Regions from separate parts of the Homo sapiens genome. Here region 1 is linked to region 2. The links are chromatin loops, found by intact Hi-C in ENCODE. Cell type or tissue: OCI-LY7. All regions are shown on one strand.

Evidence for each region. Hi-C counts contacts between places; a loop is a spot of excess contacts. Peaks named below come from ENCODE experiments on the same cell type or tissue, not always from the same donor. Only the 100,000 strongest peaks of a DNase experiment are listed, where the experiment ranks them.
Region 1: it touches region 2 in a loop (2.7-fold over the local background); 3 of 110 quality-filtered maps call a loop at or near these places.

The regions. Positions count from the first base shown.
Region 1 is chr16:15,937,449-15,945,448 of GRCh38, reverse strand. The region is part of intron 1 of LOC107984869 (a long non-coding RNA gene); the gene reads left to right. Among named protein-coding and RNA genes, the nearest start is that of ABCC1, 8.2 kb to the left of the region's middle. RefSeq lists a silencer at 2,899-3,066. In OCI-LY7, a CTCF peak has its summit at 4,899; DNase peaks (open chromatin) are centred at 2,338 and 5,008; H3K4me3 peaks cover 780 bases; H3K27ac peaks cover 1,837 bases.
Region 2 is chr16:15,773,979-15,781,978 of GRCh38, reverse strand. MYH11 (myosin heavy chain 11) reads left to right here. Exons shown (of 41, transcript NM_002474.3): 7 at 3,136-3,199; 8 at 5,803-5,901. Among named protein-coding and RNA genes, the nearest start is that of MYH11, 79 kb to the left of the region's middle. In OCI-LY7, CTCF peaks have their summits at 3,805 and 4,013 (motif pointing left); DNase peaks (open chromatin) are centred at 3,958 and 6,608.

The DNA.
Region 1 (8,000 bases), 160 kb before region 2:
AGGCCCAGGCAGGCGGATTGCTCATCAGGCCAGAAGTTTGAGACCAGCCTGGGCAACATAGTGAGACCTCATTTCTACAAAACAAATTTCTTTTTTTTTTTTATTTTTTGAGACAGACTCTCTCCCTTTGGCCCAGGTTGGAGTGCGGAGGCATGATCTCAGCTCACTGCAACCTCTGCCTTCCGGGTTCAAGTGATTCTCCTGCCCCAGTTTCCCAAGTAGCTGGGATTACAGGTGCGTGCCACGGTGCCTGGCTAATTTTTTTGTATCTTTAGTAGAGACGGCGTTTCACCATGTTGGCCAGGCTGGTCTCAAACTCCTGACCTTGTGATCCACCTGCCTCGGCCTCCCAAAGTGCTGGGGTTACAGGCGTGAGCCACCATGCCTGCCTCAACAAAACAATTTTAAAGATTAGCTGGGCATATTGGCACACACCTGTGGTCCTAGCTACTCAGGAAACTGAGATAGGAGAATTGCTTGAGCCCCAGAGTTCCAGACTGCGGTGAATTGTGTACGATTGCAACACTGCACTCCAGCCTGGGCAACAGAGGTAGACCCTGTCTCTGAATAATAATAATAATAATAATAATAATAATAATAATAATAACAACAACATATGTTGATCAAAGTCAAGATAGGAAGAAATGTCCTAGGGAGATGTAAATGTTCTATAACTTGATTTGGTGGTAGTTATGTGGTTTTAAACATATATATATATATATATATATATACACACACACACACACACACACACACACGTACACACACATTTATATTTTAAAATTCATTGAGCTTGGCTAGGTGCAGTGGCTCATGCCTGTAATCCCACCCATCACTTTGGGAAGCCAAGGTGGGTGGATCACTTGAGGTCAGGAGTTCAAGACCAGCCTGGCCAACATGGCAGACCCGCATCTCTACTAAAAATACATAAATTAGGTGTCCTGGTGCATGCCTGTAATGCCAGCTACTCTGGAGGCTGCAGCAGGAGAATCACTTGAACCCAGGAGGCAGAGATTGCAGTGAGCCGAGATCGTGCCACGGCACTCCAGCCTGGGCAACAGAGTGAGACTCCGTCTCAAAAAAAAAAAAAAAACTTCATCAAGAGGACATTTAAAGTTGCTGTACTTTGCTCTATGAAAGTTAAACTCAATTAAAAAAATTTTTTTGAGCTATGATCTTGCTCTTGCTCTGTTCTTCAGGCTAGAGAGCAGTGGGTGCTCACTGTAGCCTCAAACTCTTGGACTCAAGCAATCTTCCTGCCTTAGCCCCCCAAGTAGCTGTGACTATGGGGGACACCACCACGCCTGACTAACATTTTTTGCAATATTTATGTAAAATGGGATCTCACTACGTTACCCAAGTTGGTCTTGAACTCCTGGCCGCAGGCGACCCTCCTGCCTTAGCCTCCCAAAGCGCTGGGATTACAGGCATGAGCCACTGTGCGCAGCCTCAATTAAAATTTTTAAAATAGAAAATAAATAAACGAGAGTCGGGCACGGTGGCTCACGCCTGTAATCCCAACACTCTGGGAGGCCGAAGCGGGTGGATCACCTGAGGTCAGGAGTTCAAGACCAGCCTGACCAATATGGTGAAACACCGTCTCTACTAAAAATACAAAAATTAGCCAGGCATGGTGGCGCATGCCTGTAATCCAAGCTACTCAGGAGGTGGAGGCAGGAGAATCACTTGAACCCAGGAGGCAGAGGTTGAGGTGAGCCGAGATGGCGCCACTGCACTCCAGTCTCAGAGACAGAGTGAGACTCCATCAAGAAAGGAAAGAAAGAGAGAGAGAGAAAGAAAGAAAAGAGAGAGAGAGAAAGAAAGAAAGAGAAAGAGCGAGAAAGACAGACAGCGAGAAAGAAAGAAGGGAGGGAGGGAAGGAGGGAAAGACAAGGAAAGAAAGAAAAGCAAGAAAGAAATTTATTGCGAGTCTCCTGTGTGCCGGATACTGTATTAGGTGCTGTAGACACAGGAGTGACCAAAACAAAGAAGGAAGTAATTATAGACCAAACCAATTAGTCTACCATTTTCCAAAAGCGGAAACTGGGTTTAGAGGGAAGAAGTAATTTGTTGCAGATCCAGCAGCTGGGATGTGGCAGAGATAAGGCTCAGCTCTGCTCCTAACCACCAAGCCTCTCTGTGCAACTCTTTCAGCCACAGGCTCAAACCACCCCCTTTGCCTTATTTCTAAGCCCCTTCCTCCCCATTAGGGGCTCTCACAATGTAACAAACCCTTAGACCAACAGACTCGGCCCTGCATCAAACCCACTCAACTGGCAGCAAAGTGATTCATGATTAAAATGCAAGATTTGAATTTTGGATTTCAAGCATCACTAAACTGATAGGTAGCACAGAGAATGCCAGAGTTCCTCTTTTTATTTCCTGTAATCACAGCACTCTGTTCTTGTTCATTTATTTAGGAGTACTTTTCACTATTTGTAATCATTCATTTATTTATTTGCTCCATATGGCCTCCCCTGCCAGACTGAGAGCATTTTTTTAATTTTATTTTTATTTTTTTTTAAGATAGAGTCTCGCTCTGTCGCCCAGGCTGGAGTGCAGTGGCAGGATCTTGGCTCGCCGCAACCTGCATCTCCCAGGTTCAAGCGATTCTCCTGCCTCAGTCTCTTAAGTAGCTGGGACTACAGGCACACACCACCACGCCCAGCCAATTTTTGTATTTTTGGTAGAGACGGGGTTTCACCATGTTGGCCAGGCTGGTCTTGAACTCCTGACCTCAAGTGATCCGCCCGCCTTGGCCTCCCAAAGTGCTAGGATTACAGGCGTGAGCGCCTGGCCCAGATTGGGACCTTGAAGCTGCTGCTACCTGTGACCTGAACTTCTGTACCTACCTCCTCCTTGGTCTCCCCACTTCCTTTCTTTCCCCACTACAATCAGAATGCCTCACAGCAGCCCCAGGGGACCTAGTAAAGCACCCTGCATGCAGCTTCCCATGGCCTCCCTTTGTCCTTGGTATAAAATCCTGCTGGAAAAAAATACAACAATTCTACTTCTAGGTATATAACCAAAATAAGAGAGGCCGGGCGCAGTGGCTCACGTCTGTAATCCCAGCACTTTGGGATCCCGAAGCAGGTGCATTACCTGAAGTCATGAGTTCGAGACCAACCTGACCAACAAGGAGAAATCCTCTCTCTACTAAAAATATAAAATTAGCCGGGCACAGTGGCGCGTGCCTGTAATCCCAGATACTCAGGAGGCTGAGGCAGGAGAATCGCTTGAACCCAGGAGGCAGAGGTTGTGGTGAGCCAAGATTGCACCATTGCACTCCAGCCTGGGCATCAAGAGTGAAACTCCGTCTCAAAAAAAAAAAAAAAGAAGTAGTGAAAGCAGGGGTTTGAACAGATATTTGTACACCCATGTTCACAACAGCATTATTCACAGTAGCCAAAAAGTGGAAGCAGGCCGGGCATGGTGCTTCCTCCCACCTTAGCTTCCCGAGCAGCTGGGATTACGGGTTGGCACCACCACGCCCAGCTAATTTTTGTATTTTTAGTAGAGATAGGGTTTTGCCATGTTGGCCAGGCTGGTCTTGAACTCCTGGCCTCAGGTGACCCGCCCACCTCGGCCCCCCAAAGTGCTGGGATTACAGGTGTGAGCCACCATGCCCGGCCACTTCTTTTCTTACCATTTAATTACCCTAAGTTATATACAAGTCATATACTAGATGTATTTATGGTGTCTTGTAAGTATGTAAATCCTTTTCTTTTTCCCACTAGAATTTCAGCTCCATGATGGAGGGATTTAGCTATGTTTTGCTCACTTATGTACTCAGAACATTTAGACCAGGGGTCAGCAAAGTTTTTCTGTAAAGAGCCAGATTGTAAATTTTTTAGGCTTTGCAGGCCCTGCAGTCTCTGCCACCATTTCTCACATCTATCATGGGAGTGCAAAGGCAGCCATAACAAATACATAAATGAGGCTGAGCGTGATGGCTCACACATATAATCCCAGCACTTTGAGAGGCCGAGGTGGGAGGATTGCTTGAGCCCAGGAGTTCGAGACCAGCCTGGCCACCAGGGACTAACCTTTAGTGAGAAAGTCAGGTTTATTCATTTATTGAAAACAAGGAAAGGCTGGATGGTGGCTCACGCCTATAATCCCAGCACTTTGGGAGGCCGAGGCTGGGGGATCACTTGAAGCTAGGAGTTCAAGACCAGCTGGGGCAACATGGCAAAACCCCATCTCCACAAACAATACAAAAATTAGCCAAGCATGGTGGTACATGCCTGTATTCCCAGCTACTCGGGAGGCTGAGGTGGGAGGATTGCTTGAGCCCAGGAGGTAGAGGTTCTACTGAGCTGTGATTGCACCACTGCACTGCAGCCTGGGCAACAGAGTGAGACCCTGTCTCAAAAAAAAAAAAAAAAAAAAAAGGAGGGAGAGGGACACCAGAGCAACTGAGCAGCTGTGGGTTGCTTCACCAAACAAAGGCAAAAATTAACTTCTAAAGTTTAGTAAATGTGGACCACTTTGTTCAGGGAACCCTTATCTGAATTGCTGTGCCTGGGTATCCAACTGCCCAGATCCTCCAAGCAAGAAGAAAAAATTTCATTTGTACTGACATATTTTCTTTTCTTTTCTTTTTTCTTTTCTTTTTTTTTTTTTTTTTTTTTTTTGAGACAGAGTTTTGGTCTTGTCGCCCAGACTGAAGTACAATGGCACGATCTCAGTTCACTGCAACCTCTACCTCCCAGGGTCAAGCAGTTCTGCCTCAGCCTCCCAAGTAGCTGCAATTACAGGCACCCGCCACCATGCCTGGCTAACTTAAGTGTTTTTAGTAGAGACGGGGGTTTCACCATGTTGGTCAGGCTGGTCTCGAACTCCTGACCTCAGGTGATCCACCTGCCTTGGCCTCCCAAAGTGCTGGGATTACAGGCGTGAGCCACTGCACCCGGCCTGCACTGATATATTTTCAAACTGCAAATTATCTATGATTTCCTGGAACAAAGTTTCTCAGCAAGTCAGAAAGCAGTGGTTCACAGTAGGAAGTCACCATGGCACTTGACAGCTGCAGTGTCCTTGGGAGAAATATTATTTCCTGTTATCTTTGCAGATATCTTTGTCTGGTTTTGAGGGGTTTTATTTTTTTCTGGAGAAGGTCTTGCTCTGTTGTTCATGCTGGAGTGCAGAGTGCAGTGGTGTGATCATAGCTCACTGCAGCCTCGAACTCCTGGGCTCAAGCAATCCTCCTGGCTCAAGCGATCTGCCTGCCTCAGGCTCCCAAAGTGCTGCGATTACAGGTGTGAGCCACCATGCTTGGCCTGTTTGTTTGTTTGTTTCTTTGAGACAGGGTTTCCCTCTGTCACCCAGGCTGGAGTGGCATGGCATGATCAGAGCTCACGACAGCCTCATACTCCTGGGATCAAGGGATCTTCTTGCCTCAACCTTCCTAGTAGCTGGGACCACAGGCACGTGCCACCATGCCTAGCTAATTTTTGTATTTTTCTTTGTAGATATGGTGTTTTGTCATTTTGCCCAGGCTGGTGTCAAACTCCTGGGCTCAAGCAATCCTCCTGCCGCGGCTTCCCAAAGCTCCGGAATTACAGGTTTGAGCCAACATACCTGACCCATTGCAGGATGTTTTAGCCTCATTCCTGGCCCCTACCCACCAAATGCCAGGAATGTACCTGCACACACACCCTGACGTTGTGACAACCAAAAATGCCTCCCTACGTTGCCAAATGTCCCCTGGGAGGGCAAACTCGACCTGGTTGAGAATCATTGCTGGATAGGACCTCAGACTGGAAAGGGACATGATTTGATGTACAGTTTTGAAAGGCCATTCCCTGTGCCCAAAATGTGTTCCCAGCCTTAGACAATGAGTGCATTGCATTCATCTGGACACAGTGATTGGTTCAAAGAGATCATGTGACCTAGTCACAGCCCAAGAGTCACAATGTAATTTGGGCTAAGAATCTGGGGAAAGAAGCCAGGTGCGGTGGCTCACGCCTGTAATCCCAGCACTTTGGGAGGCCAAGGCGAGCAGATCACCTGAGGTCAGGAGCTCCAGACCAGCCTGGCCAACATGATGAAACCCCGTCTCTATTAAAAATACAAAAATTAGCCGGACGTGCTAGCGCATGCCTGTAATCCCAGCTACTCGGGAGGCTGAGGCATGAGAATCGCTTGAACCCAGGAGGCAGAGGTTGCAGCGAGCCCAGATGGTGTCAATGCACTCCAGCCTGGGGCAACAGAGTGAGACTTCGTCTTTAAAAAAAAAAAAAGAATATGGGGAAAGAGAGTCTTGCTTCTGACTCCTCTCACTGGAAGTCTGAGGGGACCCAGGTACCTGAATGACATCCATCGTGTCCCTGCTACATGAAGCCTGAGGCTGGGGCCAACAAACGGCAAGCAGAAGTCAAGAAAGGGAGAAAAACAGACTCATGATGGCTTCATTTGCATCCTGGATTCAGCCCTACCCATGAACGTTTTATTTACAGGATCCCCAAATTCAGACTTTCAGATCTTTTACCAAAAATGGCCTAACTGTCATGAGAGACCTTGGGCTTGGGCTTCAGTCTTCCTCATAGCTCTGCTCTGCGTGGACTTTCCCTGCCAAGCCCAAATCCTCACCTTCAAATTCTGCCAGTTTCAGTGCCTCATGCCTGTAATCCCAGCACGTTGGGAGGGTGAGGGAGGCAGATCACTTGAGGTCAGGAGTTCCAGACCAGCCTGGGCAACATAAGGAGACCCCTGTCTTTATTTAAACAAAAAACAAAACGAATAGAAAAGAGACCAGGTGCAGTGGTGGCTCACTCTTGTAATCCCAACACTTTGGGAGGCCAAGGTGGGCAGATCACTTGAGGTCAGGCATTCGAGACCAGCCTGGCCAAAATGGCAAAACCCCATCTCTACTAAAAATACAAAAATTAGCTGCGCGTGGTGGTGCATGCCTGTAGTCCCAGCTACTCAACAGGCTGAGGCAGGATAATCACTTGAACCCGGGAGGCGGAGGTTGCAGTGAGCCAAGATCGTGCCACTGCACTCCAGCCTGGGCGACAGAGCGAGCCTTTGTCTCAAAAAAAAAAAAAACAAAAAAACAAAAAACAAAACAAAAAACCCTGAAAATGTCAATTATATATGGAATATCAGTAGCACAATGTATGGCTGTTGTAACATGGTACCGAAGTCCAAGATCAAAATGCTGGTAGATTCAAGTGTCTGGAGAGGACCTGCTTTTCTAGATAGCTGTCTTTTCACTGTGCCTTCCTATGATAAGTGGCAGGGGATCTCTCTGGGGTCCTTTTTATTTATTTATTATTATTTCAATTTTAAGTGGAGATGTCGTCTCACTATGTTGCCCAGGCTGGTCTCAAACCACTGGGCTCAAGCGATCTCAACACTTTGGGGGCCTTGGTAGCTGAACCATTACAAGCGTGAGCCACCACATCCAGCCTGGGGTCCCTTTTATAAGGGCACTAATCCCAGTCATGAGAACTCCACTGTCAAGACCTAATCATCTCTCAAAGGCTCACCTCCTAATACCATCACCTTAGGGGTTAGGATTTCAACATATGAATTTTGGGGGATATAAACATTCAGAATATAGCATGGAGACTGTAGTGAGTTAAAACTGAAAACTGCTTAGAATTCAGTTTAAAGAAAAGTTACACTCCTCCCACCCCATAAAGCAAGTGAACTGTATTGATCCCAACCACAAAAATTAGACATTCTAGATGAATGTCTTTGAGAAAATGAATGAGAGAGGGTCCAGATGTAGCAAGAGACAGAGTAGAAGAAGGAGTGAGAAATCAATGCAACTATCAACAGGAGAATTCAATGAGAGGCACTTAAGAATGGTGAGATCCCTGGCTGGTCGTGATGGCTCACACCTGGAATGCCAGCACTTTGAGAGGCTGAGGTGGGTGGATTACTTGAGCTCAGCAGTTGGAGACCAGCCTGAGCAACATGGCAAAACCCCGTCTCTACCAAAAATAGACAAAAAAAATTAGCCAGCTGTGGTGGTGCACACCTTTGGT
Region 2 (8,000 bases):
AACATGAATTGAGTGCCAACTGTGTACCAGGCACACACCTCCTCCAAGAAATACTTAGTAAGTACCTACTGTGTACAATTACTCTGGTAGGCACTTTTACATGTACCACCATTCTCTTTGTTTTTTTCTCATTTGCTGTTTTTATTAAGTGCCTACTGTATACCAGGCACTCAGCGAGTCTCACAGGATTGCGATGAATAGTTCAGATATGGTTCCAGCCTTCATGAAGCTGGTTCTTCCAACTGAATAACAGAGAGTAAGTGAGGCAGGGGGTACTACCTTCCCATGCACACTCCCCCAGGCTCCAAAGCAAAAAGTTTTTGCCTGAGCCCAACAGGGCAGGGGAACTCTGAAAGTGGATGGTTGATGATAGGTAGACAACAATGGTTTTATTGTGCAAAAGAAGCGGTTGTCTCCGTAGGAGGGTCAGAAAGATATTTTAGTGAGAAAAGATGAAGGAAAAATTGCCTCTGCATTCCAGGAGAAGGGGGTCTCTGAACTGTTGCTCGCTGAGATGGGGCCCTGTGAAAGACTCTTTGCAGAAAGCTCTGCTCTGCTGAGCAAATGCACATGGTGGTCCCTGACCCTGTGATCCCCAAGGCCCATTTTAGTAACAAACAATTACATAATGTCTCCTTTCCTCGCCCGAAATTAGAATCATAGATAGTATCACCTCCTACACGTATTAGATGAATACACATCAGCATAATGCCCTAACTGGAATATGAAGAAGAAATAACATAAGACAATTCATAATGAAAGTGTGCATTTCAGGCCAGGCGAGGTGGCTCATGCCCGTAGTCCCAGTACTTTGGGAGACTGAGGCGGGCAGATCACTTGAGCTCAAGAGTTTGAGACCAGCCTGGGCAACATGGGGAAACCCCATCTCTACAAAAATAAATAAATAAAGTGCATTTCAGCATATCAATGCTCGGGCCAGGCCACACCAACAGAAGACACAGTAAGAGACAGACACTTAGGTCTATCCACGGCGACAGCTACAAATACAAGGAAAAGGGTCAAGTTCAGGCACTGATGATGTTGGCATGGGATTTTCCAGAATGGCAACTGACTCTCAGTGAAGCGCTGAACCAAAGAACAATCTTCTCTAGAGTCACACAGATGGGATATTCTTGTATTAGAACAACATTTTAAACACTTGTTAATGCTTTCATTTAAAAGCATAAAAATCTAGACCAGGCACAGAGTGGCTCACACCTGTAAACCCAGCACCTTGGGAGGCTGAGTTGGGAAGATCACCTGAGGTCAGGAGTTTGAGACCAGCCTGGCTAACATGGTGAAACCCTGTCTCTACTAAAAATACAAAAATTAGCTGGGCGCAGTGACACATGCCTGTATTCCCAGCTACTCGGGAGGCTGAGGTGGGAGAATTCCTTGAACCCGGGGAGATGGAGGTTGCAGTGAGCCAAAGTCACACCACTGCACTCCAACCTGGGCGACAGAGTGAGGCTCTTGTCTCAAAAAAAAAAAAAAAAAAAAAAAAGCGTAAAAATCTAAAGTCATAAAGGTTAGGTTCTAAGCCTGGCTAATTACAAACAGATTTTTACCTCCATGAGTGGCAGGTGAGACATTGGAAGAGTCATAAGGGATATAGACAAGGATTGGCATCAGAGACTCTCCAGGTCATTGCAGGACTCCCAAAATATCCTTGGCCCCACTGTTCACTAACAACAGCGGCCCCCCCCCAACATGTGACAAGCCAAATAATGGCTTCCACCGATTTCCAAAATCTCCATAGCAGATGTGCCGCCTCCACTGAGAAGCACTGCGTTTGCATGTTCCAATTCTGTGCAATGTTTCTAGCCTGTCATAAATGGAAGCACGTGCAAGACAAATCCCTAAAAACATCCTCCACTCACTGGCGTCCCTGCCATCTTGGGAAGGAGAGTGAAGAAGGTGCCTGGGCCTTGCCTGTGACCAGCCGGCTCTCCCTGGCTCCATCTGGGATATGGTCATCCCAAATCACTCTACTGCATGTTTCCCAATGGGGAAAGTTTGAAGGTTTTGTCAAGGACTGAGCAAGCCTAGGGGATTGTGTCCACACACGCCAACACTTCCCACCATGTTATGTCATGATGGGGGAAAAGGATGAAATCCTGTCTCACCTGTTGAGGAAACAGGAAAAGGGTTCATGCCAACAGATGGAGGATTGGGTTCCATCCTTGGTTTCATGGCTTAGCTGAGGCAGGTAGATAGGGCCATCTTTGGAGATACTTGTTGAGCCTCTAGGGCCAGGAACATGAGCCATTCCTGCCTAAAGGACATCCTACACAGGGCCTGCTTGGGCAGTGTGGCCAATGCATACTCACCTGTCCCACAGAAAAGGTTTAATCCATAGTTGGATGATGTGGATGTTTTGGAGCAGGGTGGGGTCTGGGGAGGGAGCCCTCTAGCCCCTGAATATGGAAAAACCTTCTTTCTGCTTAGGGCCCTACCTCTCAGGAGCAACGTCACGTTGGACAAGTCACTTGATCTCTTTTAGCCTTAGTTTTCCCAGCTTTAAAATGGGGATAGTGGGCTGGGTGTGGTAGTTTACTCCTGTAATCCCAGCACTTTGGGAGGCTGAGGTGGGAGGATTGCTTGAGTGCAGCAGTCTGAGGCCAACCTGGACAACACAGTGAGATCCTATCTCTACAAAAAAAAATTTAAAAATTAGCCAGATATGGTGGTGCATGCCTGTAGTCCTAGCTGCTTGGGAGGGTGAGGTCATGGGGAAAAGGGGATTGCTTGAGCCCAGGAGTTCAAGGTTACAGTGAGCTGTGATTGCACCACTGCACTCCAGCCCTCGCTGACAGAGCAAAACCTTGTCTCTAATAAATAAATAAGTTTTTTTAAATAGGGATAGCCATGATGGACTACGGTCATTGCAAAAGCCGAATGAAATTGATCTGTGAACATGTTTTACACGTTCTGTTGCTGTCAGGCCTGGGGTGGTTTCAGCTCAGCAGATGTTGGTTCCGCCTGACAACTTGACCTGTGGGGTTCTGAGTGTTCGCAAGAATCTCCCCGCCCCACCTCCCATCCTCTGTACCATCTGCCTCCTGCTTGCCCACAGCATGGGGTTAACGGCTGAAGTTGGGCAGCAAAGCCTGAACTGTGTTTTCCTGTTGGCAGGGCAAATTCATCCGCATCAACTTCGACGTCACGGGTTACATCGTGGGAGCCAACATTGAGACCTGTATCCTTTCCCTGAGCCTGGGCCAAATGGGTACCCCTGCCCCCTACCAATCTCCTGCCCAGAGGCTGGGAGAGTCCAAGAGCCACCTCTATCTTTCCAGCCTCTTAGGTTTCTTCCAGAACAAATCTCCCCTTAACAGCAGGCATTGTGGTGCAGTGGTTATACATGTGTGGACCGGACCCCTGGTTTGAACCCTAAACAAGCAGCCTAGGCTGCATGTGATGCTCAAATGATCTGTCCCTTAGCTGAGTGACCTTGGGCTGGTTACTCCACCTCTCTGTGCCTCATCAGCAAAATGGGGATGATAATGAATGGTACCTGCCTCATAGAAATGTGAGAATAGAGTGAATGAACTCATATAAAGCTCTAGGCACCATGCGAGGTGCAGAGTAAGGGCTGGCTACGTAGTGTCTATCGTATGATCTTCACTTCATCCTTATTCAGCCATTGTCCGAGGCCAAATTCTGGACCTGTCGTCCTCTTAGAGAGTTGGTCTGTGATCGGCTCCACTTCTTAGGTAGGAAATTGATGAAAACAGAGTTTACCCAGAAGAATGCTGGTATCGCAAGGAACAAGTAGAGCATCTCTTTCATGAACCTGAGCGGTGAAGTGGAGCCAAGTTAGAAATTTCTGGACGTGGGGGAACAACCAGGTCTAGAGTTCAGTGACTGATCAGCCTCAGGAGCTTTGCAGGCGGCCCTAGGGCTCAGGCTTCCTGTGGAACACGTGCTTGGCAATGTATAGGACCTGGGGGCCTGACTTAGCTTCTTTCTGCACCTGAGGTCCTCTAGCAGCACCTAGTGGTCCCATTTTTCCACGTTATGTGCCCTGGATAAGAGGGTGGGTTGTGGAGTAGCTTCCTCTCCACTGTACTTGTCTAAGCTGTGGGGATTTGGGAAAATCACTGAAGCTCTCTGGGCCTCAGTTTTGCCTCGGTAAAATGGGGGTGATTGCACCTAGTTTCTGGAGCTGGTGCAGGGGTTAAATGAAATAATATGCATAATAATATGCACAGCCCTTGGTACGGTACTGGGCCCAAAGTGAGCATCTCATAGGTGGTGGCTATTGCGTTAACTCAATGTTTTCTACGTTTCTACTTTAATCTGCCCAAACCAGCCAGGATTCCCATCCTGCAGCTAGGAGGGCTGTCAGGCTTCGGTCAAGTCCAGAGCCAGGGCCCTCTTGTCCTGCAGCCCTGCACACACCTCTCAGCAATTCATTTCCTGTGTTTAGAGCGAGCCCCAGGCATAGCCCCGTCCTTCTGGCCTCAGCCTTCCTTTTAGATCAGTGGTTCTCAAAGTATGTTTCCAAACCAGCAGCATCAGCATCACTTGGGAGCTCTTTAGAAACACACATCTCAGCCAGGCACGGTGGTTCACGCCTGTAATTCCAGCACTTTGGGAGGCCGAGGCGGGCAGACCACTTGAGGTCAGGAGTTCGAGACCACCTGGCCAATATGGTGAAACCCTGTCTCTACTAAAAATACAAAAATTATCCAGGCGTGGTGGCATGCACCTGTAGTCCCAGCTACTCAGGAGGCTGAGGCAGGAGAATTGCTTGGATCCGGGAGGCAGAGGTTGCAGTGAGCCAAGATCACACACTGCCCTCCAGCCTGGGTGACAGAGCGAGACTCTGGCTCAAACATACGTGCGTGTGTGTGTGTGTGTGTGTGTGTATGTGTGCGTGTGTATACCCATGTACACCATGAGAAAGTCTGAGAATCACTGCTTTCCAGATTGGACATGGGCTGTGGTAGCCCGGGCACTGCTAGCTGGCTTTAGGACTTGAAGAAGACAAGGTCTGCTGATCTAGCCCCATCATCCCGCACCATCATGCTTAGTGCTGTGGAAATCCACCCAGTACAGTAGCCCAGCCTCCCAGCTGCCCTCTCCCATCACCCCGGACCCTGTGATCTCCATGCCACCCTCACCTGCCCTCCCCTCTGCTCTCCCTCCTGCCACCCCGCATCGCGGAGAAGCTCTCCTGAAATTAATTAGTGTGGCGTGTTTACGGTCTCTCTCGCCTCCATCCCGTCAGACCCCACTCTTGGAACAGAGGGCATGGAAGACAGCTTTGCCACTTGTTAGCTGTATCATCTTGAGAAAGGACTTCTCTTCTCTGAGCCTCAGTTTCCCCTTATTGAAAACACCGATAATAGTTGCACTTATTTCCTAGCATACTTTGTGAGGCTTCAGTGAGACAATTTATATCAATCATTTCACACAGGAATGAATCATAAATCATAGGATCATAGATGGTGTCATTATTTGTATTCTGTCATGTCTGAAGACAGCTCATTTTAAAGAAGATTTGCTGGTGATGGCTGTTAGGGGAACATCTCGTTACCATTACCTTCTTCCTGGAGCCTTTTTATGCTTTTTCTTTTCACTCTATTCCCCTCCCTTTTTTTTGCATCTGAAGTCTGCTGGCAGCACCCAGCGGTTCCATTTGTCCATAGGGGCAATGGTCAAAGTTAGACATTACCGATCCCAGGGGTAGAACTGGAAAGTCATCCCATGTGAATTGGGTGTGACAGGGATGGAGGTGGAAGACCAGAGGAACACCCGCAGTATCCCCAGAATCCCTAACTCCCTCCAAACCAGATCTGCTAGAAAAATCACGGGCAATTCGCCAAGCCAGAGACGAGAGGACATTCCACATCTTTTACTACATGATTGCTGGAGCCAAGGAGAAGATGAGAAGTAAGTGACTAGCAATGACATGTGATTGGATGGCTTGAGCCTTCCCTTTCATCAGAATCCGGGGTTAAGGGATTGGCTATTAAAACAGTCTCAGATCCTGCCAGAAAGGACCATGTCTGTGAGTGACATATGAACAGTTCTTCATCTCCTCCCAATGAGTGAGTGTGGCTTGTGTTCAGTCATTCTCATTTACTGAGCACCTACTATGTGACATAGTAGCCATCAACTCCAATTAGACATTAGATCATTAATGATTCATGTCTCATTAGACCAGAGAGCATCAAGTCCAACTAGACACAATCTACGCCTTCAAGGAAAGGGAGAAAGACATTTGCCTTACTTGCCAATTTATAAAACTTGCAAATATAAAAGATGCATTCTGGTTTTATAAGGAATTTGCAGGGGCAGCAGGACTAAGCATTTTTCATTATACATGTTTTGCCAGTGACTTTGTAGAACAGGGGTCAAGACTTTTTCTGTAAAAGGCCAGATAGTAAATCTTCAGGCTTTGCAGGCCAGGTGGCTTCTGGCACAGCTATTCAACTCTGCCATTGTAATACAAGAGCAGCCACAGGCAATATATAAACCAATGAGTGCAGGCAACACATAAACCAGTGAGCTCAGGCAACACATAAACCAGTGAGCTCAGGCAACACATAAACCAATGAGCACAGGCAGTACATAAACCAATGAGCACAGGCAGCACATAAACCAATGAACATAGGCAACACATAAATCAGTGAGTGCAGATGCATCACTGTGTTACAATAAAACTTTATTTACAAAAACAGGCAGTGTGCAGAAGTTTGCTGACCTCTGTTGTAGGGAAAAGTTTTTTTATGTAAATATAATACACTGTATACCAAACTCCAGTAGGAAGTTATGAGTTCTGGACCTGCAGCTGTTTACTAACTCTTAAAAATATATACAAATCGCATAGCTTAAAAAAGGAATGGATCAGTGACTATCTGTACATAGTAGAGTCTACATGTTAGTAATAAGTTTTGAGTCTGAAATTCTATGGGAACAATACAGACTTTGCTTCCCATCTCTTTTGTGGCCCAAGGTTAGTTATTTTGGTTAAGACAGTTACCAAAAGGATCTGTGTGAGCTCAGAACTTCGCTGTGTCGGAGTGTATTGTAGACCTCAGCTACTAGGGGGTGGCATTATCCATTATTTAAATTTCCAGGGTGGGGCAAAGTGGCTCATGCCTGTAATCCCACACTTTCGGAGGCAGAGGCGGGCGGATTACCTGAGGTCAGGAGTTTGAGACCAGCTCGGCCAAGATAGTGAAACCCTGTCTCCCCAAAAATACAAAAATTAGCCAGGTGTGGTGGCTGGCGCCTGTCATCCCAGCTACTTGGGAGGCTGAGGCAGGAGAATCACTTGAACCTAGAAGGTGGAGTTTGCAGTGAGCTAAGATTGCACCACTGCACTCCAGCCTAGGCGATAGAGTGAGACTCTGTCTCAAACAATAAAAATAAGTTTCCTTAATGGCTGGCTTTCAGGAACATAGGCTATGAGGTGGAGCAATTTTTGGTAAAGGGGGAATGCTGAATGGATTTTTTATGTACCAGCAAACATGGTATATTAGCAGTTACAGTGCAGGACCCTGTGGAATGGGCCAGGGAAAAATGTTGACATTCCTTTTCCTTTTATTTGGCACCCAAGAAAACAGTTTGGTTGTTTGGTACCTTGGGTTCCAGTTTTGTGCTTTGCCTCTGGTCTTCCAGAAATGGGCAAGTATAGGGCTCAGAACTAAATTCCCAGGGGCCGTTTGTATTCTAGATGATAGAACTGGAAAGATGTTAGGCTTTTAGAAAGAACCAAATATTGCTAAATGCATCCAAACTCGGGATAATGAAGTCTTGGCAAAGACCTCAATCCTCGTGACTTGAATCAGGCATTTCAAGTTAATCCAAAAGTTTGAGTTAACTGGTGCCTTCAGTCAATTTAACCTCGAGTTTATCAAGCAGCTTCCAAGTGACTTGACCCATAAAAGACCTTGATTTTGAAAGAAAAATATCTTGCTGACGTCTCTCCAAAAGTATAACCGAATCCATCCTAATTAAAGATTGATCTGGAAGAGGATCCTTGA